Linked DNA regions of Mus musculus: regions 1, 2, 3, 4, 6 and 7 are each linked to region 5. The links are chromatin loops, found by intact Hi-C in ENCODE. Cell type or tissue: heart. All regions are shown on one strand. Each heading gives the region's core, and the rest is flanking DNA. Links, peaks and the distances in the headings are about the cores only. Region 1 overlaps Dpf3 (D4, zinc and double PHD fingers, family 3). Region 2 has its middle 100 kb from the start of Gm30799. Region 3 overlaps Dpf3 (D4, zinc and double PHD fingers, family 3). Region 4 overlaps Dpf3 (D4, zinc and double PHD fingers, family 3). Region 5 holds the start of Dpf3 (D4, zinc and double PHD fingers, family 3). Region 6 overlaps Dpf3 (D4, zinc and double PHD fingers, family 3). Region 7 overlaps Dpf3 (D4, zinc and double PHD fingers, family 3).

Evidence for each region. A loop is a pair of places that touch in the nucleus more often than their neighbours do. Peaks named below come from ENCODE experiments on the same cell type or tissue, not always from the same donor. Only the 100,000 strongest peaks of a DNase experiment are listed, where the experiment ranks them.
Region 1: it touches region 5 in a loop (2.0-fold over the local background); 5 of 42 quality-filtered maps call a loop at or near these places.
Region 2: it touches region 5 in a loop (8-fold over the local background); 2 of 42 quality-filtered maps call a loop at or near these places.
Region 3: a loop joins it to region 5, with 4 times the contacts of the local background. A loop is called at or near these places in 6 of 42 quality-filtered maps.
Region 4: it touches region 5 in a loop (4-fold over the local background); 6 of 42 quality-filtered maps call a loop at or near these places.
Region 6: it touches region 5 in a loop (1.9-fold over the local background); 4 of 42 quality-filtered maps call a loop at or near these places.
Region 7: it touches region 5 in a loop (4-fold over the local background); 10 of 42 quality-filtered maps call a loop at or near these places.

Annotation. Positions count from the first base shown.
Region 1 is chr12:83,325,024-83,329,380 of GRCm38, reverse strand. Dpf3 (D4, zinc and double PHD fingers, family 3) reads left to right here. Exons shown (of 11, transcript NM_001267625.1): 5 at 4,348-4,357. Among named protein-coding and RNA genes, the nearest start is that of Dpf3, 160 kb to the left of the region's middle. In heart, for the core only: no CTCF peak of the experiment used is centred there; no DNase peak of the experiment used is centred there; H3K27ac peaks cover 1,285 bases.
Region 2 is chr12:82,169,563-82,173,919 of GRCm38, reverse strand. It overlaps a transcript of Sipa1l1 not described here. Among named protein-coding and RNA genes, the nearest start is that of Gm30799, 100 kb to the right of the region's middle. In heart, for the core only: CTCF peaks have their summits at 2,180 and 3,686; DNase peaks (open chromatin) are centred at 2,159 and 3,759; H3K4me3 peaks cover 2,339 bases; H3K27ac peaks cover 1,618 bases.
Region 3 is chr12:83,365,898-83,370,254 of GRCm38, reverse strand. The region is part of intron 2 of Dpf3 (D4, zinc and double PHD fingers, family 3); the gene reads left to right. Among named protein-coding and RNA genes, the nearest start is that of Dpf3, 120 kb to the left of the region's middle. In heart, for the core only: a CTCF peak has its summit at 2,565 (motif pointing left); no DNase peak of the experiment used is centred there.
Region 4 is chr12:83,373,042-83,377,398 of GRCm38, reverse strand. All of the region lies in intron 1 of Dpf3 (D4, zinc and double PHD fingers, family 3), which reads left to right. Among named protein-coding and RNA genes, the nearest start is that of Dpf3, 110 kb to the left of the region's middle. In heart, for the core only: no CTCF peak of the experiment used is centred there; a DNase peak (open chromatin) is centred at 1,778; H3K27ac peaks cover 2,157 bases.
Region 5 is chr12:83,484,597-83,488,953 of GRCm38, reverse strand. Dpf3 (D4, zinc and double PHD fingers, family 3) reads left to right here and starts at 1,218. Exons shown (of 11, transcript NM_001267625.1): 1 at 1,218-1,277. The coding sequence starts at 1,246. In heart, for the core only: a CTCF peak has its summit at 2,168 (motif pointing right); DNase peaks (open chromatin) are centred at 513, 1,123, 1,943, 2,393 and 2 weaker places; H3K4me3 peaks cover 4,000 bases; H3K27ac peaks cover 4,000 bases.
Region 6 is chr12:83,212,212-83,216,568 of GRCm38, reverse strand. It overlaps Dpf3 (D4, zinc and double PHD fingers, family 3), which reads left to right. Exons shown (of 11, transcript NM_001267625.1): 10 at 160-241; 11 at 758-2,818. The coding sequence ends at 828. Among named protein-coding and RNA genes, the nearest start is that of Gm51988, 60 kb to the right of the region's middle. In heart, for the core only: a CTCF peak has its summit at 2,628; no DNase peak of the experiment used is centred there; H3K4me3 peaks cover 286 bases; H3K27ac peaks cover 1,966 bases.
Region 7 is chr12:83,410,305-83,414,661 of GRCm38, reverse strand. All of the region lies in intron 1 of Dpf3 (D4, zinc and double PHD fingers, family 3), which reads left to right. Among named protein-coding and RNA genes, the nearest start is that of Dpf3, 75 kb to the left of the region's middle. In heart, for the core only: no CTCF peak of the experiment used is centred there; DNase peaks (open chromatin) are centred at 2,351 and 2,831; H3K4me3 peaks cover 926 bases; H3K27ac peaks cover 1,982 bases.

The DNA.
Region 1 (4,357 bases), core at 278-4,277, 160 kb after region 5:
GCTTTCTTTCTTGCATTGTGTGTTTAGCTAGTCATGCGTTAGCCTCTGTGCGTGGACCTGTAGCGTTGGGAGCAAGGTGCGTCGTCTCTGTATTACCCACGGCCCTGTTAGTGTTTTTACCTCATTCGTGTACATGGACAGGATCTGTGATTGATACAGAGTCAGTGCTCAGAAGCCTGGATACACGTGGACACAGCCGCTCTTCTGTAATCCTGGGAGCAAGTCTGAGTCACCTTCACATGGCCCAGGGCCAGGATCCATGCTGTCATTGTATCGCCATTATTGCATCAGCCCTGGTGTTGGCAGTGTGGCGGCCCGTGCACAGCATGCGACTGCGCTGTCCGTGCTGTAGGATGCTGAAACGAGACCGCAAGCCCCTTGAGTTTAAGTTCTTACTGACTTTCCATTGCAGGACTACATATATAAGAAGTTGGCTGTGTGCCTTTCCCTTAACTTTTAATGCATTAATTGGTGTGTGCTCTCGTCTGATAGGCACCCTGTTTTGAACATGGAGTGGTAGGTACTGAGGGCTGCTCTGCTTCTAGTGTGACGCCCAGTTAAAGCAAGTGAACACATAAGAGAGTTGGAGTTTTGGATTAATGAAAGCCAGCAGGAGGAAGCAGTGTTGAAGGAGGGGCTGAGCTTAGGCAAACGAATGTCCTAAGGGACGTGGGTTTAACCACAGTCCTGTGGGATGACAGGAGCCAGCGATGTGAGATCCCCAGAGTGACAGCTTTGAGACAGGTCAGTGCCCATCTTGTCCAGTGAGCAGATAGAAGGCCCTGTGGTCTGAGTACAGTACTGGGGGTGGGGAGGTGGGACAGGTGGGCAGGAGTCAGACCCTTCAGGCCTCTGGAGACCTAGTTGTTGTGGCTTTTTGGCCTTGTGTGAGATGGAAAGAAGCCAGTCAGAGGGTTTTGATCAGGGCAGTGAATTTAGATTTCATAAAGATTCCTCCCCTTCCTCCTCTGCGTGGGGGAGCAGACAGTGCAGGAGAGCAGGAGAGGATAAGTTAAGAGATCCCTCCCTCCCTCCCTCCCTCCCCGTCCTTTACTGTTGAAAACAAGCACAAATCATTGTTACCAGCTCACTAAAGGCTATTTAGAGTAACAGTAGGGAATGCTATTTTCAAGTGTGTTTATTCTTCAGATGTCTATGGACAGGGGCTGCCTGTGTGTAACAGGGTGGTAGGTAGCGAGGCTGTCGGTTCTGTTGGATGCCGCCTGTCCTTCACTCCTCCCTCCTAACTCTCCCCACTCAGGCTCCCGAGTCCTGGCTCAGGCTTTGTTTGTTAGGAGCTCCTATGCTCTCATGGAGTGAGTTGGGTAGAGAGGCTCTGGAATCAGGGCTGCATGGCAGGAAACGAAGACAATGGGCTGTGTATCTGAGGCCAGTGTTTTAGACTCAGGCTTCTAGAGTTACGCACTGATGGCAAGCGGGATGGAAACTCAAGGGAGAAATCAGCTTGCCAAGAGACTATAAGACTTAGGGGACCAGTCCAGCGGCGGTCACCTTTTTATTTTATTTTTTTATTAACCTTCCAGTCTAGAATTCATGTTGTGTGTAACAAATTCCTCATCATGAAATATGTCAGGGGCATCAGAACTGTACTGAGAAGCCAGAGGCAATGACCTTTAGATATCAGCACTTGGAACTTGCCATGATTAAGTGACTTCAAGCCCTGGAAAGTATGCAAGATACGATCAACAGCAGTAGCCACAGGGCTACCTCATATTCATTCTATGATTTTTTTTTTTTAACCCAAGGTGGTAGAGTGTCTGATTTGGCCTTGCCTGGCTTGACTAGTAACCCCATTTTAAGGTCAGGAAGCCAAGGAATGTGCTCTGGACCCTAGTCCACATCTCCTATTGATGGGCCAGAGGCCATGTTCAGCAGACAAGGACATTTCTCTTTGATGTTGAAGGTTGGCTGAGCTGTCTGTAAGTACTGTGTCTTAGTAAGGGCTACTAATTCTGTGATGAAACACCATGACCAAGGCTACTTATAGAAGAAAGCATTTAACTGGGGACATACTTACAGTTTAAGAGGGCTAGCCTATGATTATAATGATGAGGAACATGGTGGCAGGCAGGCAGGCAGGCAGATAGAGGAGTAGTGAGAGCTTACATCCTGATCACAAGCAGGGAGGAACTGGAGGCGTGCAGGAACTGGAGTCGTGCACTTTTGAAACCTCAAGACCCAACCCCAACGACACACTTCCTCCGACAAAGCTATCCCTCCTAAACCCCTTTTAAACAATCTAATGAATTGGGAACCAAATATATGAGCCCATGGGGGGAATGCTCGTGGCTTCCTCAAGACAAGCAGAGAAGATAGAGAAGTCACGGGGAATGTTTTGTGTCCTTTGGAAGGATCATGTGACCAGCAGCAACCTAGAAGATGTGTCTGGAGTGGGATGTTCTGGTAACTTCCTCTTGGGCTTCCCACTTTGAAGACAAAATTACAGAGGCATTGGTGTCTTGGAGACCATTTGAGCAGTAATGGTGACGTCAGACTGCGTGGGCAGTGCATACCACCTTCTAAGCCTTTTCATAGTTGGTGTGACTTCCTCACCACTAACCCAAGCTGCAGCCCTGTGTCACGTGATAATGCCGCCTCTCTAGCCTTGCCTTCATCATCTTTCCCCAAGCCACTGAGCGCTGGTCACACCACAGTCTTTCTCCCCATTGAATAAGCCACCGTCCGCTAACTGCTCCACCAGCTCTTGCTGACCTAGATCCTGCCTAAGCCCAGCCATTCACACACATAACCCTTTTCCTGGGAAGCTGGAAGCGTCTAAGTTGCTCTCATCCATCCTTTTTGCTCACGTCCCACATCTCCTCGTTCTTTTGTCCCAGCCTCAGGAAAGCCTCCCTTGACCTTCAGATCAGGTCAAGTTCCCTCGGAGCACCCTTTCACAGAACCTTGAACTGACCTCTCACAATCATTACAACAATGCCTGTTAAACGGTTATATGAGTTATTTCAACCATTTAGTACACTTTAAGGTCTACTTGAGGCCAGGACATTTGTTTGTAGCTTGGCTTAGTGCCTGCATGTAATCAGCACTGGACAAATAGAGAGCTGAAGAATTGCTAGTTTTTAATGGATAAGAAGAGGCATAAAACATTGTATCGCTCAGAGTTACATCAGTGAGCCCATGAAAGGCTTCTTCTACCATGCTGGTCCCTTAGCTCTCCTGGGCTCCAAGTCTATTTCTTCATGTAGTGTTCCCTGGTAGCAACTGGGTCTTCTATGGCCTTTTACTCTATCATAGACCTGGGGGCTCATCCCCTGCCTCTGTCCTTTCCTTCGTTACAGGGAATAAACCGCTCAGGTCTGCCTGAAGCATCTGTTGCAGTGCACTTGGGGAGTCTCGGCAGCACGGGAGGGCCGATGAGTGTGGAGCTGATAAGCTCACCAATCCGTCCTTGCTCTGGCCGTGGCTTTGCTGGGTGATTGTGAACAGACAAAACTGTTTGCGGCCTCAGTTTATGCACCTTTAAAATGGAAATTGACGCTTGTATTGCCATGTTCTGAGGGATATTAGAGAGGACTCATTTGAATTTATGAACTTAAAGCTTGATTAGTTCTGAAACTTAAAGTCATGTGCTGTGATGAAATAATTTTATTCTTCTGTCTATCTATCTATCTGTGTGTCCATCTATCTGTGTGTGTGTGCATGCTGGTGTGCGTACGTGCATGCATCTGTCTGTCTGTCTGCTTCTTTTTCTCACCCATAACCCTGGCTGGCCTTAGATTTACTATGTAACTGAGAGTGGCCTTGAACTCCTGCTCCTCCTATTCTGGGATTATGTGTGCCACTAACACCTTGCTGGACATTTATTTTTCTTAAAAATAACCTCACAGTGGATTATTATGGGCAGCATATTAAGGTTGTATTCCCGCCAGCTGAACAAGGAGTTCCTTGCTTTCGTCAAGCAAGGCAGAGCTCCACAGTGGCAGAGAAGGAGAGATGGCTTTTTATGTTCTGAGGTAGCTCTTTAGAAACAAAAGAACACACTGTATTAAAGACAGTAAGTTTTGAGTAAGTAACCTGGCCCCATGTAGGAAAGCATCCTTTTGCTCTTGCAAAAAGCCTCTGCTTTGGGGCTGGGGGTGGTGAAAGAGTTGAGAAAGGTCAGCATGTTAGGACAATTTGGCTAGAAGGGAACTGAGGGCTTGAAAGACTGCTGGTTCCACCGAGACTTCAAACTCTTAGGCAGCGGCTGCACCCTTGCTTTGCTGAAGAACAAAACCCCTAGAATATCCCCAACCTGCCCTTTGATGGTCCTCACGGTTGCCTTTCATCTCTCAACTCATGTATCGGACTCTCTTGTCATTTCAGAGGGTTTTGG
Region 2 (4,357 bases), core at 106-4,105, 1.3 Mb after region 5:
CCACAACTTCAAGTTAGGCATACTACAAATCTAATGAGAGAGAATTGCAGCATGGTAAGTAACCAATTAGAACCCATCAGCTGGAAGCTCTTATCTCAGACCTGCAGAAACAACTTGTCACCTTCCTTATGGTGCACCACCAGGACCCTAATGCCCCTCCATGCCAACCTGGGGTCTCACTCTAGTTCTTTTTATGAAACACACACACATTCATTCCCGTACTCAGGAAGAAGAGGAAGACAGACCTGTGAGTTCAAGGACAGCCTGATCTACATGGTGAGTTCCAGGCAAGCCAGGGTGGCACAATGGGTGAAAAACCCTGTCCCAAAAGAAAATCTCCTTGCAGCTGGGTCACCTTAGAAGATGGATGGAAGATTAGATGAGAAGGTGAAGTTTTCTCCCCCTCAAAAGATACACTCAGATTTTCATTCCAGACCTGGCTGCAAATTAGACTACCCTGTGACATTCTGTCCCTTGCTCAAATCACCTATGTTTAAGGAAGCTGGACCCAGGGGAATTGTTCCCACCCTCTCATGGGCCCCATTCCTTTCTTCTGCAAATAAACTTAAGGGAGAGAGTATCAGGACACTGGGGTGATAAAGCTATATTTAAAATAATATTAACAACAACAATTTTAATCTAGGATTCCTTTTTCCATAGCTTAGCTATGTACTACACGACATTGATGCTACTTCCATACCTTTTCAACCTTAACGAAGCTATCATTCCTGCCCTTATTTTATTTAATAATCACTGAATACTTAAGTATGAGAAAACTTCAACATGTTCGCAGGAAAAGAACCAAAGGTGAAACCCAGGAACACGTATGTTCAGATCAGGAAGGCCGACTACCCTGAGTGCTGGCCACATCTAACTTTATAAGATACCATTGGGTTTGGAGGGCCTCACCTGCCAACTGGGGAAAGCTGGGCCAAAGGAACTGAGCTCAAACTCCCTTCTAGTTTCAGCCTCCAGTGGAAGGGTAAGAAACCGCAACTACAAAGGAGACTTTAGTTACAACGTATTTTCACACACACATAAATTCTAGTTGATTTCTGCAGCAAAGCTGGCTCAGGCCTCACAGTCAAGACAGTGAAAGGGTACAGCTAGTTTTAAGGTCACCCTGGCAGAAAGCGGCAAGGCAGGTCGGTATCTGAAATCCACACCTCTGAAGACAGGTCACCTGAATCCTCTAAGGAAGTTGGAAAATCAAAACTGCCTCATATGCAAAACCGTGGACATGGAGTAACTTCTCACCCTCAGATGTGGGTGTGATCCCATGGTCCCTGGACCACCAGTCCAGCCCCCTATGCCCAAGAATGATTCTTCTAACCACTGGAGTCCCAGAAGCCAAGAGAAACACCTCTGCTGGTGGTACTCTGTAGACACTGCTTGCCTCTCAAGGCTCAAAAGGTTACAAATACAGGGAAATTTCATTTTTCCAATTTTGAGATTCAGCTTCTGTGATGTGTGTTTCACATCACAGAACAAAGAGGCTTGCTCCATCAGAGTTAAAGAAGGGGGCCGGGTACCATTCTAATCTGGCCAGTGAAGCAAAAGGTTCAAATCTAAAAAGTAACCTGAAAAGCTTCATTAATAGTCATACCATTTGTGCAATGACTAGACCTTTGGTTTAAAAAAAAAAAAAAATACAGCCAGGCAAGAGCCAGCAAGCCTTCTCGTTACCACAGAAATCTTCCACTAAGTCAGCCAGCCAAGAAGCTGCTCTGAGTTGGGGTCCACTCAACACTGCTCTCTGTGCCCTAAGAGAGCATTTGAAAAGTCACTGACTAAAAATTTACACTGCGACTGAAACTACAACATATGCATACCTTACCTCAGTTAACCAAGACCTCAGAGTCTGCATAACTGCTAATCTCAAGCCATCCTCAAACTACAGTACATTCATACATTGTTAGGAAGCCCTTCAAAAAGTTGCTTTAAATTTTTCTTCAAATGAGACTACACCAATACTACAAACTTCATTCAAAGCAAATATGAAATAAATATAAAAGGAAATACCACTGAAAAACTGAGTCAAAAGAAGAGTTAACCTCAGAATGTCATTTTAGTGGCGTGCTGAGGACTTACTAACTGCCTGACAGTCAAATCTAGCAAGTCCGGGGCGCCAGGACTGTGACGACGGGAACTGCAGAGAGGCTAACAGCTACACCTACTGTCTGTCTCCAGCCACTTGCTAAACCCGTTCCTTCTCTCGGTCAACTGGAAAAATCTAATTAATGATAGTCGATTTCAAGAATCCTTTAAGAGTGAGGAAAAGTACAATATCTTCTGTGACACTGAAGCACGTCGCCACCCCAAATGTGGGATTTGCCCCAACCATCTCTGTTCCAGCCATCACCCAGGTTATTTTAGATCACTGTTGTTAATGCCTTTGTACCAATAACGTATTTCATGGGAAAATACCTCCGTAATAATATTCTAGTTAATAACTGGGTTGTCACCGCATAGGTGGACACATCAGTGGCCATAAACTGCTTTGCTTAAACCTTTTAACTGCTCTGCATAATCCTATCAGCTTTTTTTCCATCCTGGTAAAGGCAGTTTAATTGCAGCGTTTGAGAAAGGACAAGGGAGAAAGTCGTTAAACCAAGATACAGAAAATCATTCCCGTGCCTAAACGACGATGCTAGAGCAATTTGGTAGGGCTTCATTTAATGTTGTGGCCGTCCAAAAGAATCAGCCAGAGAACCTTTGCACTGGGAGATACTCCATTCGAGAAAGCAGGAGAAAGTTGACACTTAACTCCCACAGAGTAGCAGTATAAAAAAAAAAAAATGGCTTTAAGACTCTGAGTCAGAGTTTCAACATGAAAGGCTCGATTTATAGAGGAAACGCCAACCCCAGTTCATCCAGATAGACCTGGAACCTGATGAAAGTCGACACCTCCCTCTGAAATTTGCATCGCATCACTGGCTCGCGTTTAGAAACATAATCGTGTACAAGGTAGTATGAATTTCAGTAAAGGTTGCCCTCTCAACTAGTCGTCAGGAAAAAAATAATAATAATTAAATCCATAAAGCTCCAAGGCAGTCTCCGAGTTACCAGTCCCCAAACGCTTCCCCTTCCAAGAGGAATGCCAACAATCTAGCACAACGCCTCCCTTGAAAGCTAGCTATTTCCCGTGCCTCTCTGGTTTTGGACTCGGTGAGCCCCGATGAAATTTCAATCTGCCCAACGCGATTGCTTGCCCACGTTGAAATGCCATGGAGCGATTTATGAACCTGGCAAGTTGCCTTTAAGGTCAGGAGCGAAGTTGGAAAGGGCAAGGGGAGAAAAAGTTCTTTAAAGGAAATCCTCACGCCTCTCCAACCCTATGACGGTTTCCTTCCTCCAAGGATCGCAGGTTGGAGCATCCCCGGATCTCAGTCCCCAGTATCTCCCCAGGAGAGAAATTAACACCCCCGAGCCCGCAGCCAAATCTTTCCTTTCCCCACCATTAACCCCCTGGACCTTGGCCCCCTGCAGCACACCTGCAAAGAGCTCACCGAGTGTCGGGTGGGGAAGGATCTCTCCGAGGAGCCCGGAGCCGCAGGGTGAACACGGCCACCAGGCAGGGATGCGGGGCTCCGGGCCTCTAGGGGAGCCGATCCGGATCCTGAGGTGAGAACGTGCGCGCGCGCCGTGCACGGTGAAGCGCAGACTCGCCCCCGCCGGGACCGCGATCCCCCAGCACGCCACCAAATCGGAAATCAAACTTTCAGCGGCTGTAACCGTCCAGCTCCGGTCCGCGAATCCCCAAGCCCATTGGGGGTGATGGGGGGGGACTGTCAGCAGTGCCGCCCCGCCCCCCTCCCAGCCCTGCCCTCCCGGGCCACTTACCGCTTGGCCTGGGCTTCCCGGTGCAGCCGCGCGTCCCGGGCGCGTCGTCCGCGCGCTCTCCCTGGGGAGAAAGAGAAAGCGTGCAGACGGTCGGGGCGCGCTCGCTCGCCGCCTCCTCTGCGGAGATCCGAGGCTCCGAGCGCCCGGCGTTAGGGGCCGCCGGGGCGGGATCAGCGCGGCTCGCCACCAGCCTCGCTCCGAGAGGGTCCCCGCAGCTGCCGCGCTCCGTTGCGCCGCGGAGGCCGAAGCGACTGGTCCCCGGGCATCAACTATTGTGCAGGAGCCCGGAGTCCGGCTCGCGCCCCCGAGCCCCCCATCCCGCCCGCCGGCTCCCGGGGACGAGCGCGCGGCGCCCGGGGGATGAGTCCCGGCTGCGGAGCACCGCGCTGGGCGCCGTGGGAGGAGGGGGGAGTTGCGTGGCCGCGGGGGAGGGGACAGGTAACTGCCCACCGGGGCTGGGGGACGCGGAAAGGGAGCCCCGGTGGCGGCGAGAGGCACGCTGCGGGCGGTCTCC
Region 3 (4,357 bases), core at 285-4,284, 120 kb after region 5:
GTGTTTAGCTGTGGGTGAGGCTTAGTTTTGTCATCAGAACTCTGTCCCCGAGGCTTGTCGTCTGTGGAGTGTGGATAATCTCATTATTTACTACACGGAGTTTATCAGGATTAAATGGAGATATCTATAAACAACTCAACATACTATATGCTCTAAAATGTTGAATATTATCATTGTTATGACTGTGATTCTAAACTTCTGGGCTTCTAAGAATAGAATAAAACCCACTGGTGTAGATTAGGGAGATAACTAGTTCTAGAGATGCATTTTTCTGTGGTCATATTTACTTATGTTAAAATATGTGTGTGTGTGCTCACATGCATGTGTCTATACCTGTTTCCATGTGTGCATAGGGTGCACGCATGCATGCATGTGTGGTGTGTTACATGTGTGCATGCAAGTACCTTCCTTCCTTAGTTGTTCTTCATCCTGGTTTTTGAAACAGGGTTTATCACTTTTGCCGGGAGCTTGCTGATTCAGCTTGGCTGTCTGGCCAGTGAGCCCCAGGGATCTGCCTGTTCTCCCACCCTCCCCAGCTCTGGGATTAAAAGTGTGTGCATTTATATGGTTTCTAGGGATTGAACTAGGTTCCATACTTTCATGGTAAGCACATTGCTGACCGAGCCATCTTTGTAAACCCCCTCTCTTTCGGTAAGGTCTCACATAGGCCAGGCTGATCTAACTTTCTACGGAGCCAGTGACGACCAGGAACTCTTCCTGATCCTCTACCTCTCAGGCTGGGGTTTGTAGGCCTCTGCTGCCACTCCTTCATGAGTATAGTCAACAAACCTTTTCTGTTGTTTTGAAAAGTTTTATATATATGTAAAATTCAGATAATGGCAAAATAAAATCAGAATCCGCACGGCCAAGCTCCACAACAGGCAGCTCATGGCCGACTGTCTCATCTATGCTTAGCTTTCACCTTTCTCCCTGACTCCGGATGACTTTGAAGTAGATCTGGGACAGCACATCATGTCACGTATAAATACTCTGGACTTAAAATGTCAAACTAGTTGGGTGCCGTGGGACATGCCTGAAATCACGGTGGTTAGGAAGCTGAGACAAGAGGATTGCTAGTGTGCCTGGGATGCAGGACAAGCCTCTGCCTGAGAGGACAAAGGAGAAGATCAAGCCAGCCCAGGACCACTACCTAATCAAATGGTCAACATTCATTTCTCCTGCTACCTCTACTGTAAGCTAGGGTCCAGACAGGATTCCTGCATTGCAACTGTGACACTGCCCTTAGACATCTGCAGGCTTCGCTGAGACTCTTTCTCCCTTGTATGTTATTTGTTGAAGAAACTGGGTTGTTTGCACTGTAGGGTTTCCCAGAGCTCAGATTTGCTGATTGCATCCCCATGGTGTTATTGCTGTGAATTGGTAATTAGGTCTGGAGACTTATTCAGGCTCTCTCTCTCTCTCTCTCTCTCTCTCTCTCTCTCTCTCTCTCTCTCTCTCTCTCTCTCCTCTCTCTCTCTCTCTGGCAAAAGCAGGTGGTAGTTTGGGCTTTCACCAGGAGGCTCATGCAGCCTGATTATCCCCTTTCACTCACGTTACCAGCCCTTCGTGATAACTATCCAGATTCTTATTCCATTAAAGAGTTGCAAAGAACCCCCCCCCAAAACCAACCAACCAAAAACCCAGTGTGGCATTTGATTAGAGGCCATGGTGGTTTTTCATTTATTAGCTCTACAGCCTCTGTAAAGAAAAACATCCCCTCATTAAAACGTTTGGTTATTATGAGGTACAGCTGACAGGAGATAAAGGATGTTTCCCTTGTATTTATTTACCAGTTTTCAGAATAATGAGTTGGTTCCTTGGTCTTGTCCAAAGTTGATCAATGTGGTTATTTTAAGTGCTATCATGAACTCGGATTTAAGCCCGTTTGATGCACTTTAACCCACTGCAGCCGTTATTCTGATTGATGCCTATGCTGTCCCATCTTTGTCCGGAAGGGCTTTGGAAACGGCCTCAGTTCCTTCTGATGGCTTCCTTGCCCTCCTGATATTGAGACAAATCGATGTTAGCTCACCTTATGCACTTCCTGCCTTAGACCTAGATGGACGTGCTTCTCCTAGAAGCCCTGGTTTCTTCTTGTCTTCATAGATGCTCTGAAATGAGCATCTATGCTCCCTAGGTTGATCATGGTTTCTCAGACGTTTTAGCCAGCATCCCATGAAGTATGATATTTTTAAGTGAATGCTATTGAATTATACTATTTCCTAGCCAATTCAGTTTTAAATAGTTTGTTTTTAACTATATTTATCCCATATCCCTTTTCTCAGATACCCACCACACACACACACACACACCAGAGTGCATGCATGAGGATATCTACCACACATGTACATACACATGTATGCAAATGCATGCATAAATACACACATATGCATATACCCCTGAACCTGGATTTAATGATGTGGACACCCTTGCTTTATCACATACAGAGTGCACAATAGGCACATTGGTAGTTCAGTAACAGCAGGGCTATTTGTAGTAAGATTACCGGACAGGACTTGACAGTTTTTCTTTTTGCACTTTGTATCTCTTGCCCTCTTGTGGTGTCAAGCCACTGTGCCTCAAAGTCACTTCAGATAGTCTTCTGTGTTAGTTGTGACAGTAAGTCTTCTACATAGTTGGATTTATAGGTTTCATTTTGGTTTTACTTGTTAAGGGTTGATCTGTTTAGAGGATTCATAGAATTTCTTTTCTTTTCTTTTTTGTTTTTGTTTTGTTTTTGTTTTTGTTTTTGTTTTTCAAGATAGGGTTTCTCTGTAGCCCTGGCTGTCCTGGAACTCACTTTGTAGACCAGGCTGGCCTTGAACTCAGAAATCTGCCTGCCTCTGCTTCCCAAGTGCTGGGATTAAAGGCGTGCACCACCACACCCAGCGAATTTCCTTTCTTAAAATTAGCTTCTCATGTTAAGTTGCCATATACCTCCTGGGAATTGCACACGGCACCTAGAACACCTTTCTGGTTTTCGTTCGCTTTCCCCAAAGATCACACCAGAAGTTGATAATGGTAAAATGTGTGTGAGAAGTGTGAGAAGCTTTTGCCTTTCTTTCTTTCTTTCTTTCTTTCTTTCTTTCTTTCTTTCTTTCTTTCTTTCTTTCTTTCTTTCTTTCTTTCTTTCTTTCTTTCTTTCTTTCTTTCCTTCCTTCCTTCCTTCCTTCCTTCCTTTCTTATTATTTAAAACAATTTTAAAATGAAAATATATCTCCATCATGTTCTTCCCTCCCCCAAATCCTTCCAGATCCCTTCCCCCTTCCTGGCCTGCCATCTTTAAGTTCTTTTTCAAAAAATGGACGAAACTCTAAGACAGAAACAAATCCCCCAAACCAAGAAAACAAAATAATAATAAAAAACCCACCACACTATAACCAAATAAAGACACACGTGCATACACATACACACAACATACATACACACAACATACATACATACACACACGCATATACACACACACACACACAACTGAGGAGTCTATTATATGTTGTCCAACTGCTCCTTAACATGAGGTTTGCTCTGGAGTGGTTGATATTCCCAGTGTCACTCTACTGGAGAAAACTTGATTTTCCTGCTCTCAGCAGGTGTAAGTGACAGTTGTTAACTTTTACCCCAGTGTATAGGTTTTCATTCATTCACTCACTCATTCATTCAAAAAATATAAAAATAGTATATAATAAGAAAAGACAAAAACTATACCATTGAAGTTGGACAAGACAAACCAAGAGAAGGAAAAGAGCCCAAAAGAAGACACAAGAAACAGAGATCCACTCATTCACACACACACACAAGAGTCCTATAAAAACACTAAGCTGGAAGCCGTAATATAAGTGCAGAAGACCTGGTGTAGACCTGAGCAGGTCCTATGCATGCCGCTTCAGTCTCTGTGAGTTCACATGAACTTTGCTCATTGATTTAGAGGGTCTTAGTTTTTCTTTGTGTCCTCTATTGTCGCGCCCGCTCTCGACCAGCAAGAACTACGCGACCACCAGTCCTTCTAACAGCAGTTTATTCAGTCCTGATTCTTCTTGTTTATATCTCCCCCGAACCCTGGGCCTCTCACTCCTTTTTTACTCTCTCTCATCCACGCACCGCAGGCCACGCCCCCTCGCCAGTCACGAGGCTTCAGCTAATCAGGGCAGCAGGGGCAAATCTCCACCAAATTGGATTCACCTGTATCCTGGTACACCTGCGCAGCACTCAAGATGTTTGTGTCTTATATGAGGAAGTCAGGTGCAAGTCATATGACTTAGCTGCAGTCCCTGGCGCCTTTGGGACTGCCGCCACACCCGCTCCCCACACTCTATCACCCCTGGCTCATACACCCTACCTCCTCTTCCATGGGGTTTCC
Region 4 (4,357 bases), core at 135-4,134, 110 kb after region 5:
AGGCACAGGGCCGGGGAGCCTGTGAGTGGTGTGGGGCTGAACAGGCTTGCCTGGTACCCAGCCTTTTATATACCTGCTCTCTTAGTCCCCGCAGCCTGGCAGAGGCAGAGCATCACTAGAAGCCACTTTGAATTCTGTGCCAAGGGGTAAAAGGCTAAAAGAAGGTTTGAGGAAGACTTCTTTTTGCCAGGATGGAATGAAAGGAGAGCGATGATGATTTCGGTTAGGGATGGCTGCCATTAAGCCAGTCATTGGGTGATGAGCACTAACAGAGAGATTGTAGACTTTCGTACTTTCCCTGCTAAAGCTGCAAGTGGACAGGCCTCTAAACTGCAGACTTCCATGTGCATCTAACACTGAGGACTAAGTGTACATATGGGGTATATGGGTTGTAGTTCAAGTGGAAATGCCTCCTCCCCTGGGCCAGTGGGAACAGGGTGGTCAGAGCACAGCACAACTTCCTGGATACCAACTGTGTACCAGGTTCTGTGCTGGATGTAGGGAATGCCTCAGGCTCAAGGCCAGAATGTAGGGGATGCTGGCCTCCCTGATTCAGGTCACCTCCTTCACCCTGGAGCTGCTGGTCCCTGGGAGGCGGTCATGGCTCAACGTGAGCAGCTGTGTGCTGTGGCCCCCCTCAATCAATACAGTCTCTGTTCTCTTGGGGGTTCACAGTCCAGTGAACCCCAAACATCAACCATCAGGGAAGACATGCTAGACATTGAATTAGGTTTCAGTTGGTACAGCAATAGTATTGATGTTTTAGATGTAAGAAAATGATTGGGGAGAAAGGATTTTAGAACCTCTCCCTCTCCCTCTCCCTCTCCCTCTCCCTCTCCCTCTCCCTCTCCCTCTCCCTCTCCCTCTCCCTCTCCCTCTCCCTCTCCCTCTCCCTCTCCCTCTCCCTCTCCCTCTCCCTCTCCCTCTCCCTCTCCCTCTCCCTCTCCCTCTCCCTCTCCCTCTCCCTCTCCCTCTCCCTCTGTGGGGACTTCTTGCATGTGTCTTCAAGTGTATATGTATGGGGACAAATATTTAATTTTTCATTTTTTGAGGTTGAATCTCATGCATCCTAGGCTGGCCTCAGGCTTACCCTGTGACCAAGCACGACTTTGAATTTCTGCTCTGCCTGCCTTAATTTGGGATTAGAATCATGTGCCACAGTGCCCAGCATTTTTTTTTTTTAATGCAGGTTCTGGGGATCAAACTCGGGTCCTTATGCTTATAAGACAAGCATTTACCAGGCTGAGCTATCCCGCCGTCACCCCTCCTATGTTTATTCTTTCCTTAATCTTCATCCGATTCTTCAGGTACCACCCTCACGACCTAATTACTTCTAAAGGCCCCATGGCTCTATATCCAGATACCATAATCTGGTGGGTCAGGACATTAGCTTTTTTTTTTGCATGTGGGGTGACATAATTCAGTCTGACCTAGTGGTTAGCTCTTCTTTCAAGGGCCGATTCTGTGAGCAGTACAACATCAAGGGGCTTAAAATGGTTCCCTTCCCCTGTCAAAAACTGTCCGTTAGCTTTCGAGGGTTTATTGAAAGCTAAGTGAGAGCAGAGCTTCCTGTGTCAGTTACACATGCTGACATGCAAAAAGCAGGGTGTTAGTGCTCTGGAGGTGAGTTTCATGTGTGTTTGCAGGTGGCTGGGAAAGGCGGGTGGGTGAGGCTGTGGGCAGGCAGGAGGGGAGCAGGGGGGCAGACAGAGGCACCGCAGAGGGTGGAAGCTGGAGAGGAGGAGGGATCAAAAGTATCTCTGGCCAGGGTTGCTCAAGTCCTGCTTATCTCTGTTTACAGGCACAAACAGTAGGCCAAGGTTGTCCTGTAACAGCAAAAGGGGACCTGAGGCCACATGATATGAGAGAATAGACAAGAACTCTGGAAAGTGACACAGCTCAGTGCCAGACGGGGTGAGGGCGGCTTCATGGGTGGGGAGCAGTGACCCCCTCTTTGCTCCCCCACCCCAGAAGAATGAGAGCTGGGGAGGAAAGAAGCTCTTGGTAGAAGATGAGGAGTTTGCTTTTTGAACATCCCTCATCTCCCTCTACTGAAGACAGAGATGGGCTATGTAGCCCAGGGTGGCCTTGAACTCGTAACCCTTTTGTTTCCATTGCATAGATACTGAGATTGTAGGCATGCTCCGTCACGCCTGGATGGGCATGTGTTTGAAGTACGGCGCGGCACATGTCCTTAGTTGTGAGCACAGGACCTGTGGGACAATCAGGACGAGTGTCTGCTTAGAGGGCTGGACCTGAGCATGATCTCACGGCAGTGACAGGAAGTTGAGCCAGTGACCAGGTTCTCTGGAACAGGTTGAATGAGGAGCAGAGGGCCCTCCTGGCCCTGGACTTCATCTCCCTATAGACATGCTCAAAAAAAGTCCCTGGATATCCAGTTTTTAGAGCTGGACTGGACCCCTCTGTCCATTTGTGACCAAAAAGGGACCTCTCGACCCTCACGAAGCCCTCTAGAGCCTAGCAGCTGGTGTTCCAGACTAGAAGGCTTTTCCCGAGCCCAGCAACGTCTCTCCTTTCTGTTTCTGATTGCAGGCTTTAGTGGCCTGGGGTCAGCGCTTGATGAGGACATCGCTCTAACCTGTCTGGTGCCAGCTTCCTCCGGCCCAAGACATCAATCATGCCTTGGTAATCTAGCTCCCGTGGTCTGGTAAAGACAGGTGATGGCTGAGGCTGGTCCATGCCTGCTCCAGCCTGGGGCACACTGGTCGCAACTCCACAAAATGAGTCATTTGCTGCCAGCCTGTCCCTATTCCTTCTGCTCCCCCCCCCGCCCCCCATGGCTTTAATGCAAATGTCACCCATGGGGTGGAATCTTTTCCTTCTGGGACTTTATTTATTTATTCATTTATGAATTCCACATCGGAAAGGACATTTGTAAGGAAAGGACCCGAGTAAGGGTGGAAGGCGAGAACTCTGACACCACTCAGTATTTGATATTTATCACAAGTTTCACTCATACAAAGATTTCACTTTTGAAAATACACACGTCCCCCCACCCCCTCACAGCGTGCCTCTTAGTACTGACCTGCATGCTCACAGAGTGGAAAGGACTTAAGATCAAGCCCATTTGCACTGGGTCATGGCTTTCTTCCCCTGTCTCCTCCTTTCGATGTAAGGCACAGACATTGGCCAACTTCTCTATTTGTTCTTAGTAAGTTTGCTTTCTTGTTCCTTTCGTGTGGACCAAAGCTGTTGGAAGTGAAGAACATGGCAGGGAAGTTCACCTGGAAGTCTTACCATGTGTTTCTTTGCTTCCAGAAGTCCATCTGGAAGAAGGAAAAGCCCATTTCCTCTAGGAGATGAGTGGTGTTTTGTTTTGTTTTGTTTTGTTTTTTTGTTTTTTTCTGAGATAGGGTTTCTCTGTATAGCCCTGGCTGTCCTGGAACTCACTCTGTAGACAGGGTGGTCTCAAACTCAGAGATCCGCCTGCCTCTGCCTCCCGAGTGCTGGGATTAAAGGTGTGTGCCACCATGCCCGGCTTTAGGAGATGAATTTTACTGCACTTTGTGGACTTCATTTTATGTCCCCCCCCCAGAATTCCTTAGATTGAACTAGTTAATATATATATATATATATTTAAAAGATCATGGGATGAGCCTGGACTAGTGGTGAGGTACACCTGTAGTCTTGGCCCTTGGGAGGCTGAGGTAGGAACATGAACTACATGGTGAGATCCTGTCTAAAACAAACAATGGACAATGGGCAACCTCGCTCTCTTGTATTCTGACCAGTTCCCATCACTATGGTGGTGGCCCCTGGCCAGGCTGTATCGTCTTGTGTGGGTTGAACTGCCCATGAAAGCTCTCATTCCTCTAGGATGCTTTGCCTTAGCTGGGGGGTGGGGGGTGGGGGTGGCGTGGGGGAGCCATCCAGGCTGGTGTGACACAGGCAACCCTCCGTCGGAAATGTTCATTTTTGATCAATCTCATGGTCCTTGTTAGTATCTTTGATTACACTGGATTACGTGCCATTCCGTTTTATAGCATTTTAATGGGCTTTCAGCTCCCCTCCCCAGGTCATTTCCAGCTGTGTGGTTATTAGGATTTGACAGCAGTTTGGTTCTGTCACTGCCAGGACACCTTCTGTGCAGGCTGGCCCTTCTGCGTGAGTGCCAGGCTCTTCAGAGGTGACAAGCGAGAGGAGCCTTGTTTGTTTCCCAGGGGCTTGCCAACGATTAAATGACAACAAATGAAACCTCCCATGGCTGTATCCCCCAATTGTAAGATGTTTGTTTTAAATCCTTTGGTTGGGGGCTGGTGAGATGACCCAGTGGGTAGAGGCTATTGCTGAGCAAGCCTGCCCACCTCAATTCCATCCTTATTGGAGGGCCAGAGCT
Region 5 (4,357 bases), core at 159-4,158:
GCAATTCAGCATCTCTCGGTTTCCTTTTCACTTCCCAGCCCCCAGCTATTTGACCTGATTAAACAGCCAAGGGGGCCATAGCCCGGCTTCTATAAGCTAACGATGCCTGTGCCCTCTAAGTGATTTCATGAGTTTTCGCCCACTCCGAGTCTCCCTGTGCTCCGTGGAAGTCTGAGTTCGCAGAAGTCTCTCAGTTTCTTCTGGGGTTTATCAGATTCTGAGCAGCCGCATACTGGGGAAGCCAGGAGTCACGTCTGAACATTCACTTGCAAATTCTTTTCACCTCCTATCTTAGTCCAGAAAGGTGACGCCTGAATTCTCAGAGCCGTTCCCAGAGGGGACTCAGGCAACACCTACCTCAGGCTCTAACAATTTTTGCATAGTTACTGACTTCCCTAGCTGCGTTTCCTAAAGTTGCCTCAAAATTTCCCCAACCTTCTGCCTAAAAAGCGCCAGGTCTCACTTCGCTCCCAAGCTGGCCATGTCAGATCAGTGTGAATCGTTGACAGTGGAGAACGGTGGTCGTAGGGGACCGCGCGGAGTGACCACCCGTGAATTACGTAACAAAAGCCGTGGCTGTCCGCAAGCCTGACACTGAGACATTCCAGGAGGAAGGGAGTTGCTGTCCTGGACTCTCCAGTTCTCAGAAACCGCCCGGGGAAGGTGGCTGAGATCAAGAAAACACTTCGGGAACAAGAATATTGAACAGCCGCGGAACCCAGAACATTATTAGCAAACAGTGGAACACGAGTAGTAATTTCTTGGAGGAAACTGCAGCCTTCCAACTTTTTGCACTGCAACACGGTGGTGTACAAGGAGCTCGGGGGTTAAAAACCGTGATTTACAAAGCCCAGAGCTAATGAATGGGGTTAAGTGGTTTTGTTGGCACTATGTAAATATTCTTGTCCAGGAGCGCAAACTCTGCAGTTATTTAGCAAAGTAGGGACTCCAACTAAGCGAGAATGCTCTCCCATGTTGTCTCCACGAGTTCCAATCTAAAAGGGCGCTACTAACACGGTACTGCCCCTTTAAGACCTGCTCGCTCTCGGGCTCTACAAAAGGGAGTGACCTCTGGGCTTTGACAGCTCCCCTAATAACTACCACCACGCAGGCCCCGCCCACTTGGCGACCAGCCGCGCCGATTGGCCGGTAGGCCGGTATCCCGTGCTCTGATTGGCCTGCCGCTTCCCCTGAGCGAACCTTTAGAACTCTGAGACAGACAATATTCTGTTACATTGTAGCAAAATGGCGACTGTCATTCACAACCCCCTGAAAGCGTAAGTAAGACTAAAAAATGTACATATTCCGCGTGGTTTCAATATGAAAAAAAGGCGCCTTGTGGAGCGCAGCCGGCGCCCGGCTCTCGCAGACACCTCCCGCTGCGCCCGGGCTCCTCTTTTCTTCCTGCTCTTACTTCTTCATCTTTTTTTTTCCTCCCAGCGCGCAGAAATGTCAGGAGATGCAATTAACAAAAAGAAAATTGTTACATTTGTGTTCTGCTTAATTGGCTGACCGGGACCGGGAGGGAACACAGAGCGGCGGCGCCGGCTCAGGAGCTGCGGGGGTCGTGAGCAGCCCGGGTCTTCACGGTTCTCGGAGTCCCCTGCCTCTCCCGGCGCCGCGCGGAGCTGGCTGAGGCTGGCCAGAGCGCGGGGTTGGCTGAGCCTGGCCGGAGCGCGGGGCAGAGACCGCGTCGTGCGCTCGGCTGAGCCCTGCACTCCAAGCCCGAACCTTCCCGGCCCCGCTGCTCGTCCACCCAGGCGGGCAGACGGACCGCAGCGGCTGCGGAGTTTTGCAGGGCGTTCGCTCTGCCTTCCGAGCTCTCGCAGGGAGTTTGTGTAAACCTTCCGGAGTTGGGAGGACAGCGCGCGGAGCGGCGGGTCCCGGGAGTCCTGGGGCCCAGGTGCTTGCCCCGGGCTTTTCCACTCCGGCAGCCGGGGATCAGGCAGGCGCTCCGGGCGGTCGCCGGTGTGTCTGTGTATTTGTAGGCTAACTGGCTCTAGTAAATTAACGATCCGGGTTAACTTGGGGTTGATATGGAGGCAGGGAAACTGCAGGTCTTATAAATGGTGTGCTTGCCTGCTCTGGGTGAAAAGCCGAGGCGGTGGAGGCGGCGGTGGAGGGCTCTGGCGACAGCGAGGGGCAGGTGCCTCCCGGAGACTTTGAGCGGACACAGGGGGGCGGGCTGCGCAAGGACTCGCGGGGGCCGGTTCCCGATCGGAGCTGCCTGCCCGCCGGTCTTCCTTCCTTCCTTCCTTCCTTCCTTCCTTCCTTCCTTCCTTCCTTCTTCCAGTCGGTGGACTGAATATGAAGCCGCAAGTCCGCGGGTGATCGCGGAGCCGGGGGTGGCCTCGGAAAACTAGTGTGGCTCTCAAGGGGCGCTATTGGCAGGCATGTTGGCAGAGGGTGGATCCTTGGGAATCGCGGCGCGGCGTGGGCACCCAGTGGGTGCCCGGTGTACTAGGACTTCCCCGCCCTGATGAAAGCCAGTGGGAGTCGGAGGGTGAGCGTGGGTGTTTAGTGCCAATTCTTCCCGGTGTGTGTCAGTGGTCGATCTTGGCTCTTTTAGCTGCGCGCTACAGCGTCCCTGGCTATGGGAGTCGAAAACACCGTTCGCTTTGGGGAGCAGCAGGGCGGCGGCGAGAGAGTGTGCGTGGGATTCCTAGTGCCAAGAAACCCGTAGGGAGAACCCGCTGCGTTTGCACCAGCCAACAACCAGGAATAGGGCAGGGATGTCCCAGATCTTGGAGTTTCCATGAGATATTGCTGTAAAGACGGAGGCTGAGCTTGATGCGAGTTCCTGGCTCCCGTTCTCGTTCGGAAGCTCAGCTACTTTGCACTCGCGACAGCGTCTCACCGAAGAGAGAAATTGTTTTATGGCAGAAGAAATGGGCGTAACTTCCCCGCTCCTCGCCGACTCCCGCCGCCACACCGCTGGGGCTGGGAGTTTCTCCAGAACCCACACACAGCTGATTTGCAATTTCCTCATTTCCAGCCGAAATCACGTAGCCGAGCTGATGCTGCTTGGTAAACTCAAGTCGGAGAGATCTATTTGCTATGTGTACAGGGTTCTTCATTGGCAAAGCGGCATCCTTGATGCCCGGGAGCGGGCTTACGCTCGGGCGCGCGCAGGAGCTCCACACTCCTGGGTCCCCCAGATCTTTCCACTTTTTTTTTTTTTTTCCACAGAAGAGTGCATGTATAAGAAATTGTGGGGGAGAAGGAACAGAGAAGCTAGAAGGTGGCCAATCAGTTAATAGAACTAGTTCAGATTTACACTTGTATCCCTTAATAATTGGAAATACTTGCCGTGGGATGCATTTGTAACTCCGTCTTGGCTCACGCACGCGGACGCTCACACAACACCCCTGTCTGCCTTTCCTCAGAGGAAGTCGAATGGTCACTTATAATTAGCCGCCCCCTTTTGCATCCAGTCCTCTTCCCCTGAGGGCTAAGGGTGTAAATAATAACCCCAATCGGTCAAGCTATTTGCACCCTGGACATTTTAAAAACTCCGCACGCAGGAGCACACACATCGTTACCGGGAGACTGAGGCCATCTGCTTTATTATTATTATTATAAAAACAACTTGTTTAATAAAACATCTTATACATGCCATTTGTTTCTAGAAGTTGCTGATCAGGAAACAAAACACACGTGAATAAATTATGCATGGGCCAAATTAGAACAAAGCATAGCAACCCAGCAAGCTGAAGGGATGGATGGGGGGGGGGCAGGGAGGAGGAGGAGTGAGGAGAATGGCTTGGAGAGCTTATGTGTTTATCCTTGTGTGCCCCTCCTGACAATGAACCGGAGCTCCAAACTGCATTAGCATTTTCTCCGGGTGCAAGCAGTCTTTCTCGTCTTAAAAAGGCAACATCACGGACGCCCCCTACAGAAGAAACTGGTCACACAAAGATTTCCTCTTGGGCCTGGGGATAAGCAGCAGTAGTTACGGTGTTGGGAAGAAGCCAGCTCGGGTTTCTTTCATGCCACCCTGTGTAGGGCTATGCCTTAGACTGTGGGTCACTTTTCATCTCGCTAGCTTTTTTTCCACGTGGGGCATTCAATTATTCAATTCGCTGGATGACTGGATGGCTCAACTTGAATTTCTTTGCTTTGCGTGGGTTGGGGGTGTCTTCTGTAAGGTCCCAAGCGCCTGAAAACAGCCTTTCTTGGTAGTTTGCCTTTCTTCCTGGCTGTCTTTGATCTCCCCTCAACTCCCCTTTTCTTCCTGGTTGCTCTCACCCCTTTATCTCCGAAGCTGACAGTCTGGCTTCTCCATTTTAGCCTTTAACTTCTTGTTACTGCCCAACAGGGTGTTAGAGGCAGAAACAGGAGCTGCCAGGCCAGATTC
Region 6 (4,357 bases), core at 215-4,214, 270 kb after region 5:
TTTTAAGTGTCAATGAAGTATAAGCCATATTTAAGGGACAGTGAGGAGCCCAAATGGGGCCTGGAAAGTTGGTCTTTGGAGATAAGAGAGAGGAATAAGTGGGAGGAAGACACTGCCCTCAAGTAATTGCATCTCTCTCCTCCTCTCTGTATCTGCCAGGACCAGCTACTCTTCTGTGATGACTGCGATCGTGGCTATCACATGTACTGTTTAAATCCCCCAGTGGCTGAGCCCCCAGAAGGTAATGATGATGAACTCAGCAACACCACCACCACCCACCTCTTATTGATCCCTTATTATGGTGCAGGCCTTGCGCTAAGGGCTTTTTGGGTCTTGTCGTATGTACTTATCACTACCCAATGAGGTGGGACCAACTATTAACAAAGGGCACCATGAGGAAAATGAGGCACAGTGTGACCAGGTGAAATTTCAACAGATTGGTCAAAGACATGTTTCTTAGATGTGTGGCTGTGACATTGGGGGTTGGGGGTGTATGAGCATCAAGGGACCTAGTACAGGTTCACTATGGCTGGCTATGGGGTACAACTAAGGGGTGGGGCTTTTTCTAACAGCTGCTCTGATAGCTCTGCATTACCTTTCCACTGAGCAATTGACTTTGCCTGCCTTCAGAACAGAGACTTGGTCTCTGCATTATAAAAGTCGAGGGAAAAGAGGAGCTACCAGACCTTGAGGCAGTGAGGCTGGGGTCCTAGAGTTTGGGGGAATGTTGATACTGATGTCATTTTGTCTCTTATAGGAAGCTGGAGCTGCCATTTATGCTGGGAGCTGCTCAAAGAGAAAGCATCAGCCTTTGGCTGCCAGGCCTAGGGCTCCACCCAGGTCACAGAGTGCAGCCCACCACTAGAGAGGCTGAACTGAAGCCCTGTTCAACCCAGATGGAGGTCTCCTCCTGTATATGCACACAGACCAACTACAAGGAAAACGAATAGTTACAGAAGGGAACGGAGGGAGCAAGGTCTCCACTCACTTCTCGCCCTACCCATGACCTCCCACCCCACACATCCTTCAGCCAGCTCTTCCTCATTTCTACCAGCGGGAACTTGGCACTTTTGAAGAATAATCCAGCCCCGGCTCTGTGGAAACTTCCTCATGTTCACTGTCACAGGCATCTCTCTTTGTTGCTTCTTGTTTTGGAGGAAGCCATTTTGTGACTGCTCATCAACCACTCGTGTGTTGCTTGGTGGGGTTCTTGTTTTGTTGTCTATTGTGTTTCAAGAACTTGTCACAGAGTGTCCTCACCCTTAGCTTAGGCTCTTCATCCTGAAACTCACAGAGGAACAAAATGCCGTGGTGGGGAAGCTCCTGCCTATTACGAGTCTCACTGGAAGCATCCATGTTTGGAGGCCATCTTGAAGACAGAACTTGGAAAATGTCTTGGTTTTCTTAGTCTCTGCTGAGAAGAGAAGTTGTAGCATTTGAGCCTTGGCAGTAGCATCCCCAGCTGCGATGACCTTGATCCACTGCACTGCCATTTGATCAGGGGTTCAGAGGGCCTGGGAGATGGGAGGAACACTTGGGGCCCTGCTATAGCCAGCCAGTATTTGCTGTTCCTCAGGAGGGACTAGGTGGTTCCTTGACCTTCAGAACTGTGGTGTCCTTGAGGTGAGACAACACAGTCTCTAAACACAGAAAAGTGCTGAAGATCCTGCCCCCAACCGAATTGACCGTGAAGGTCTGGCTCAGTCTCTGGGGGGTGGGACTCAAGCTCTGGAGAGGTGGGCAAAGGATGCCCATTCAACAGTCCAGGGTTGGTTAGAAGAGACTGTATGTAGCTTTGAGAAACTCTCCCAGTATTGATGCTACACTATGGATTTCTTTTCTGGGCAATTTCTTCCTTCCATGTAGTATATGTTTGCCAATGACCACTGAGATGTGACTGGAAATTTTAGAATGGTGAAGAGATGAACATTACTTAACCAGATCATTGGGCACAGTGATTACTTGTGACTGGGTGGCAATGATTCAGAGCCCTTGTCCGTTCTTGCACCCTAAGCTCCCCCATATGGAATGGGCTCTCGTTTGAAGCAAGGTTTCTAGAAGATGTAGGAAGGTCTAGATTCTGAGAACTCTTGTGTGTCAGAAGAGAAGCCTTGAGGGCTGGAGTGGGCTGGGCTGCCTTTGACGCACGGCACCAGCATGATAACTGACACATTTCTGGAAAAATCGTTTGCCCAAAGGGCAGGTCTCCGTGAGCAGGACCCTCGCGCATGCTCGGCTTCCCTGGATTCAGCTCCATCGCTGTGGTCCAGCAGCTTGCAACAAAGGCCTGGGTTATTTTTAGTCGTCAGCTCCTGAAGAAGCCCCTGGAGACCTGGGCTGGCTGGGCCCCTCTGCCCAGCGGCAGCATGGCCTCTGCCACTCCACAGGAGTCATCCTCCCCCTGGCTAATTGCTCTTGGCACGTGGACCCAGGGCAGCCTGGCATGGAACCAAGCAGTGTGACCCCCCCTGCAACTTCTTTGCAGAGTGACCTGTGGCAAGAGAGTGGGGGTCACTTTCCTGCAGGCCCTGTGGCCTCAGAGCTAGTTCCATGCATACGAAATGATCTCATTTAAAGGGCCCCTGTCCAGAGAGCATCTGTCTCCTCCTCTCAAGCTCTCTTCTTCCTCCTGCTGGTTGCTGTGCCTGTGTGGATTCAAAAGACCCAAGGGAGGGCTGGAGGAATGGCCCGTCTCCACGGAGGGGTACATTCCCTCTCCAGACTCTGCGGGCTCTCTCGTTCCACAAAACCCAAAGCAGAGTATCTTCAGAGACTAACTACTTGTTTGGGGGATCATATTAAATTAATTTCAGAAGGGAAAAAAGGCCCAAATGTTCTGAAATGTTATACAAGCTTAAAGGTGGGGGAAAAATATGTTTAAAGCCCTCCACCTTTATGCTCTGAGTCTTGACAGGTCTCCTTCTGGAGTGTACATGAGTCTGCTCTCTACAGAAGTGCAGGTGTTCTATATCCAGCCCTGCTTGGGCCCAGCATAGCTGATGGGGATCATGCCTCTCTAGCCCAAGGCAGGAGTCGGAGCTTGTCCACGGCGCTGGGGCTGCTCAGGACTCTTAAAGGCTCCTGGGGTCCTTCTCTTCTGTTTCACTTGGCCTGGAGAATGGGCTCAGCCTTTATGCTTCAGAGGTTTTGGTTTGATTCTCCATGCAGAGAGAGTAGGGAGAGCAGCTCAGCTTGGAGATGTCGTGTCAGGGTACGGCAGGCCAGGTCTCCAGAGCCATCCTCCTGCATCGGAAAAGGAATGTGTTAGTGAAGTAAAGTTGATATCTTCTTTCTCAGAGCCCTGGAATAAGCAGCAATCACAGGGTCAGGGTTCTAGTGTCCCCTCTACCCCTGGATGGTATGTGACCTTGGACAAATCACTTAGCACCCTCAGATCTCGATGTACCCATCTGTGAAATGGAAATGAGAACATTTGCCTTTTCTATTCCACACTGACACCGGGAAGAATAATGTTACATAAACAACCAACTGCAGAGCTAGGTGTGTCTGTGGGAACTCCAAATGCTTTTTGAAGCCACCTTCTTGTGGCTTCTAGCCAAAGCTAGAAGTCTCCTTGGAATCTCCCTTTTGATGGATGGAGGCTTACATGTCAAGGGCCAGGTTGTTGTCCATGGTCAGGCTCCTAAGCCAGGGCTGTGGTCATGGGGACCATGATTTGGCTTGGATGGTAATGGGAGGTGCCCAGGGTTTGGGGACTTGAGGACAAAGATACCATAAATGCATGTGCATGTGGACAGATAGACACAGACAGACTACACACACACACACACACACACACACACACACACACACACCATCAGCATGATTAACCACTTGGAATGGGAGCCAACTTCTGTAGAGGGCACTGTGCACTTGTTCAAATGTAGTAGTCTCTTTTTAGCTGGTTAACTCTGGTTAGGTGACTTTGCCTCTCTGAGCCTCACTGCCCATGAGTGTGAGGCAGAGAGAGATGACCTGTCTAGAGATCTAGCAGGGCTAATAGAGTAGTTCTTGCTGAGAAGTGTCATGGTGCAGGTCTTGCTAACAATGGGACTTCCAGTTTGTAGTAGCCACTGTCATTTTGTCCAGAGGTTACTAAGGGGAGACAATGATTCTGTTGAGGACCCCTCAAGTCCCCGACAGTGCTATTCTGCTCCACTACAGCCTTACATCCTTATGTGGTAGCTGAAGAACTCCGGTTGGAAGATAAACTCTTCTTTCTTTCTTTCTTTCTTTCTTTCTAGACACTCTTAAGACCCTATATTTGGGACCTATAGTAAATCCAGGACAGGCAACGGGCAAGGAAAGAGGACTGGAGCTCTAGATAGGGACCTGACATTCCTGTCCTCTTTCCCAA
Region 7 (4,357 bases), core at 165-4,164, 74 kb after region 5:
TGACGTTGAACATTTTTTCCCATGCTTTTTGGCCATCTGTTGCTCATTCTTTATGCAACGTCTGTTCAGTTCTTTTTGTTTATTAAAAATATTAGGTCATTTGTCTTATTATTAAATTTTAGGAGTTCTTTATATATTCTGACTAGACATCCCTTATTGGATATGCTTTCTGCAAGTATTTCCTTGGAGTCTGTGGCTTGTGTTTTATTTTGATGCTAGTTCCTTCCAGAGAGCAGATGTTTTAAATTTTGATGAAATCCGACATTGCGGGGGGTGCCCTAGTTAAGGAATTTTTGTTTAACCTAAGACAAACAGGATTTTCTTCCAATTTTTCTTCTAGAACTTTTATAGTTTTAGCTCTTACACTTAGCTCTCCGACCCAGTTTGAGTTAATTCTTCTGCAGAGGACGAGGTAAGGGATGAGGTTTATGAAATCAAAAATGTTGAGATGTCTATCTGGTTTGGCATCAGGGTAATACTGGCTTCATAGCGGGTGCTCTGTATTGTGGGGATAGAAAAGTAAAATCAAATCAGCACTGGGAATGTTTTTCCTCTCCTTTCCTCTTTTCTTTTTTATTCTTGCTTTGAGACAGGCTCTCATGTAGCCCAGGCTGGTCTTGAACTCACTACTCCTGCCTCCATCTCCCAAGTGCTGGGATTATAGGTGTGTCTTACATCCCTGGCCCCTCCACATGTGACAAAGACAGATTTTGATGAGCGTATGTGACAAATACAGATGAACTGCTTTGGGCTTCCGAAAAAAGGGGCAAGCCATGTGAAGTCTGAATGAAAGAGGAGACACTGAAGAAAGGCTTTTGTGGGGCTACAAGAACACAGGACCAGGTCACCACCATTTAAATAGTAGGCTCCGGAACGTTGTTCCCTCCTGGGAAGAACGCACAGTTTGTGTCTTCATGGGATTGGAAAACAGAGTGGTCTTACTAAAAAGAGGTTTCCAGGGAAGTAATTTCAAGCAGGCGTAGGAGGGAGATGAGTTGGGTGGTCAGCTATGGATGTACTAGGTTAGAGGCGGCTTCATGAACTCATTGCTGGTGGTTGGTTGTACATGCATAGGCCTTTGTTTTCCCAAACTCATAAATCCCGACTGAGTTGTATTGTGCCTGCAATGAATGTGGTGCTTAGAGGGAGGGAGGGAGGGAGGGAGGAAGAAGAAGAGGGACCAGCTTACACGGGGCCTCTTCCCCCACCATGCTTTGTGCCCAGAATCCAGCCTTCATCATCTCATCCAGTTCTCCCCGGCTTCCCAAGAGCAGCTTCATCTTTTCCATGTCTGCAGATTAAAACAGGAGACTCAGAAGGCTAAGCACCCGTTGCCACGTTGAGGCTGAGGTCTCTGCTCCTGGCTCCTCGTGGCCCTGATAAACTCTACCATCTCCAGCTGCATTGAGGACCCTTTCTTTAGGCACAGAGGCTGGGGTGGATTGCAGGCAGAGGAGGAGGGTTAGGTCTGGCTGGATGTTTGTGGGTTTGCTCCGACTCAGCAGAAGCACTCGTGCTGCTGGCCCGGAGGTGGCTGGCTGGCTGTGTGGTTGGGGTTTGCAAAAGACTCTGAAGAGCCTTTTGCCAGAGGGGCTTTAAAAGTTGCAGCTCTCAGCAGCCACTATCAGCCGGGATTTTTTTCCCCCTTTTCTCCTTCAGATTGAATCCAGTCAAGGTTTTATTGGCTTATCTGTTCTCAGGTTGACCCTTCTTCTTCCTTACCTGTGCAGCCTCCCCTGTCACTCACTACACTTCCGGGCACACAGTGGCCCAGGGAAGGAATTCTCTCTTTAGCAGGGCTACCACTTGGTCCTGGTCTCTGCTTCCTCACTCGAAAATTCCTTTGGTTTCCCCTAAGAGGTGTGAGTTCACTCAGGATGAAGACATACCAGGATCTTGTATGGGTTCAGATTCAGGGGTGAGGGGACTGCTCCCCTCTCTGTGTCATGTTTGAGCCATTCTCAAAAGGCTTCCAGAAAATGGATAGTGCAGTGTGTCTGGAGAACCCAGTATCCTGGATGGTGGGAGTTGCTATTGTCACCTCTCCTCTCCAGGACTCATATCCTTAGGCCCTCTGAAGGGTCAGGGCTCTTGCCTGCCTGCCTCTGAGTATCTGTCATCTTTTGCTTTGTTTGGTCATCGTGGCCCTGCCCCTGCCCCTAACTTAGAAAAGATGAGCCAGGGCCAAGCCTGGCTGCCTTGTCTCCTGGCCAGCAGTGCATGCTGCTTTGCGTCAGCAGAAAAAGTGTCCCCTGCCAGCCACATTCTAGAGCACACTGTCCCTTGCAGCCCTAGCCTGAGAGGACTCTGTGCCGCGTCCCTGCTTGCTGGCCTGAGTTTGGTCTCTCTCTGCCCATATACCTGGTGACTCGGGAACCTCAAAATACGGCTTGGTGGCCCAGTGACTTCAGGGGATGTGCTCGGGGTTTGCCTTCCATGCCTGTTCCTCCTTCCCAGGGTTACAAGGGGTGTCTCCTCCAAGCTCCTCCCAGCTCCCAAAATACCAGCCCTACCTCCCAGCACTGCCAGAAAATGCTTAGCACATTAGCGGGTTTAGCTACAACCACAGTGACAGACACTTAGGAGGCTGCAGAAGCACATAGATTTCATTTTGAATTCCTCCTGGCATCTCACTATTTTGACAACACAGGGCGGCACCACCGTTACTAGGAACCTGTGTGGTAGAAGGGTGGGGGTGGGAGTGTGGGGAGCCACAGCGAGCATGGAATCCTGAAGAGCCTGCGACCGCACCTGCCTCCCATTCTGCTGTGACTGCATCTGTCGTTGGCAGGCCTGTCTGGCGCGGACCTCCCTTTGGCCTTCTGGAGCACACTTGGAGAAGGTTTTGGATCCTAACAACTCCCTCCTCCCCGTCCCCCAGTTGCCTCAGCTCAGTGGCTTCTCTTGCAGGGGAGATGAGAGGCTCCTGGTCCTGCCAGGGAGGCAGCCAGGCGGGCTGAGAGAAGCAGTCTCAGGGAACAGCCTTGCTCTCTGGGGCCTCTGCTCCTTCTCTGCCATTTCATGCTGCAGGCTCCGAAGCTGTCTCCAACTCTCTAGAACCCAGTCTTCTCATATGAAAGCTAGACAAATGTGGCTGGCTTTCCCTACCTCCACGTAAGGCTTGTCATATGCAAGAGACAAATAAATGCAGAGGCGTTTTTTTTTTTTTTTTGAAAGTGTCAGGTGAGGCACACGTTCCCCTGCAGAGAACATGTTATGTCTTGTTTACTGTGAGTTCCTCCACAACGTCTAGTTTAGTGAATAGAAAGGAAAATCTGAGGACTTTCTAGAAATTGCCAGCATGCTCCCTTGAGTCATGGTGTGGTGAAGAACGGCAAGGCTCTGGAGGTATTAGTGAGCAAGGGCTGCTGGAACAGGTAGCATAGACTGAATAGTGTGAGCACCAGGAGTGTAGTCTGTGACACCAGGGAGGCTGGAAATCCAGGGTCAAGGTATGAGCTGTGTGGGCCCCTCCTGTGGCCGCTGAAGACGACGATGAGTCTGCTCTGTGGCCTCTCCCAGCTTCTGCTGCCTCCCTGTATGCCCTCCTCTGTTTGAACCTTCACAGGGTAGTGGTGTCCCTATGTGAAGCTCTGTGTCCAAACACTATTTTAGTTTTAAAGGAAGACACCAATTGTTCCTGAATTTTTGGAGATTTTATGTCCCAGAAATAGTTTTATTTTATTTCCCAAATGGCTTATAAAACATAAAATTGTCTTTTAGAATCAAATGTAGTATCAGTTTATACTTTTCACTTATTTCCTCCCTCCCCGCTCCTTTCCTGCTTGCTTGCTCTCTCTCTCTCTCTCTCTCTCTCTCTCTCTCTCTCTCTCTCTCTCTCTCTTTCTTTTTTTCTTTCTTACTTATGTTTTTGGTTTTTTGAGACAGGGTTTCTCTGTGTAGTCCTAGCTGTCCTGGAACTCACTCTGTAGACCAGGCTGGCCTCGTACTCAGAAATCTGCCTGCCTCTGCCTCCCAAGTGGTGGGATTAAAGGTGTGTGCCACCACTGCCTGGCTATTTATTTATTTTTAAGACATGGTTTTTGACTATCTCAGGCTGGCCTTGAATTCACCCTGTCTCGAGGAGAACTTGAATCAGCGCCCCCCACCCCCACCCCCCAACCCCCCCGTCAGCTTCTCCAGTACTGGAATTATAGGCATATCCCAGTATGCTCTGTTTCCTACTTCTTTTCTGTGCCGTCCTTTCCCTGTGCATGTCTGCATCATGGCTGATGCCAGGTTCACGTTCTTTTCCTCTTCTTGGGCCATACATGTCCTGTTCCCCAGTGGGTCATTTTAGTGTATATCTCTGGCAGAGGAGCCCCCACCCTGAAATCTATGTGTGTCCCCACTTGAC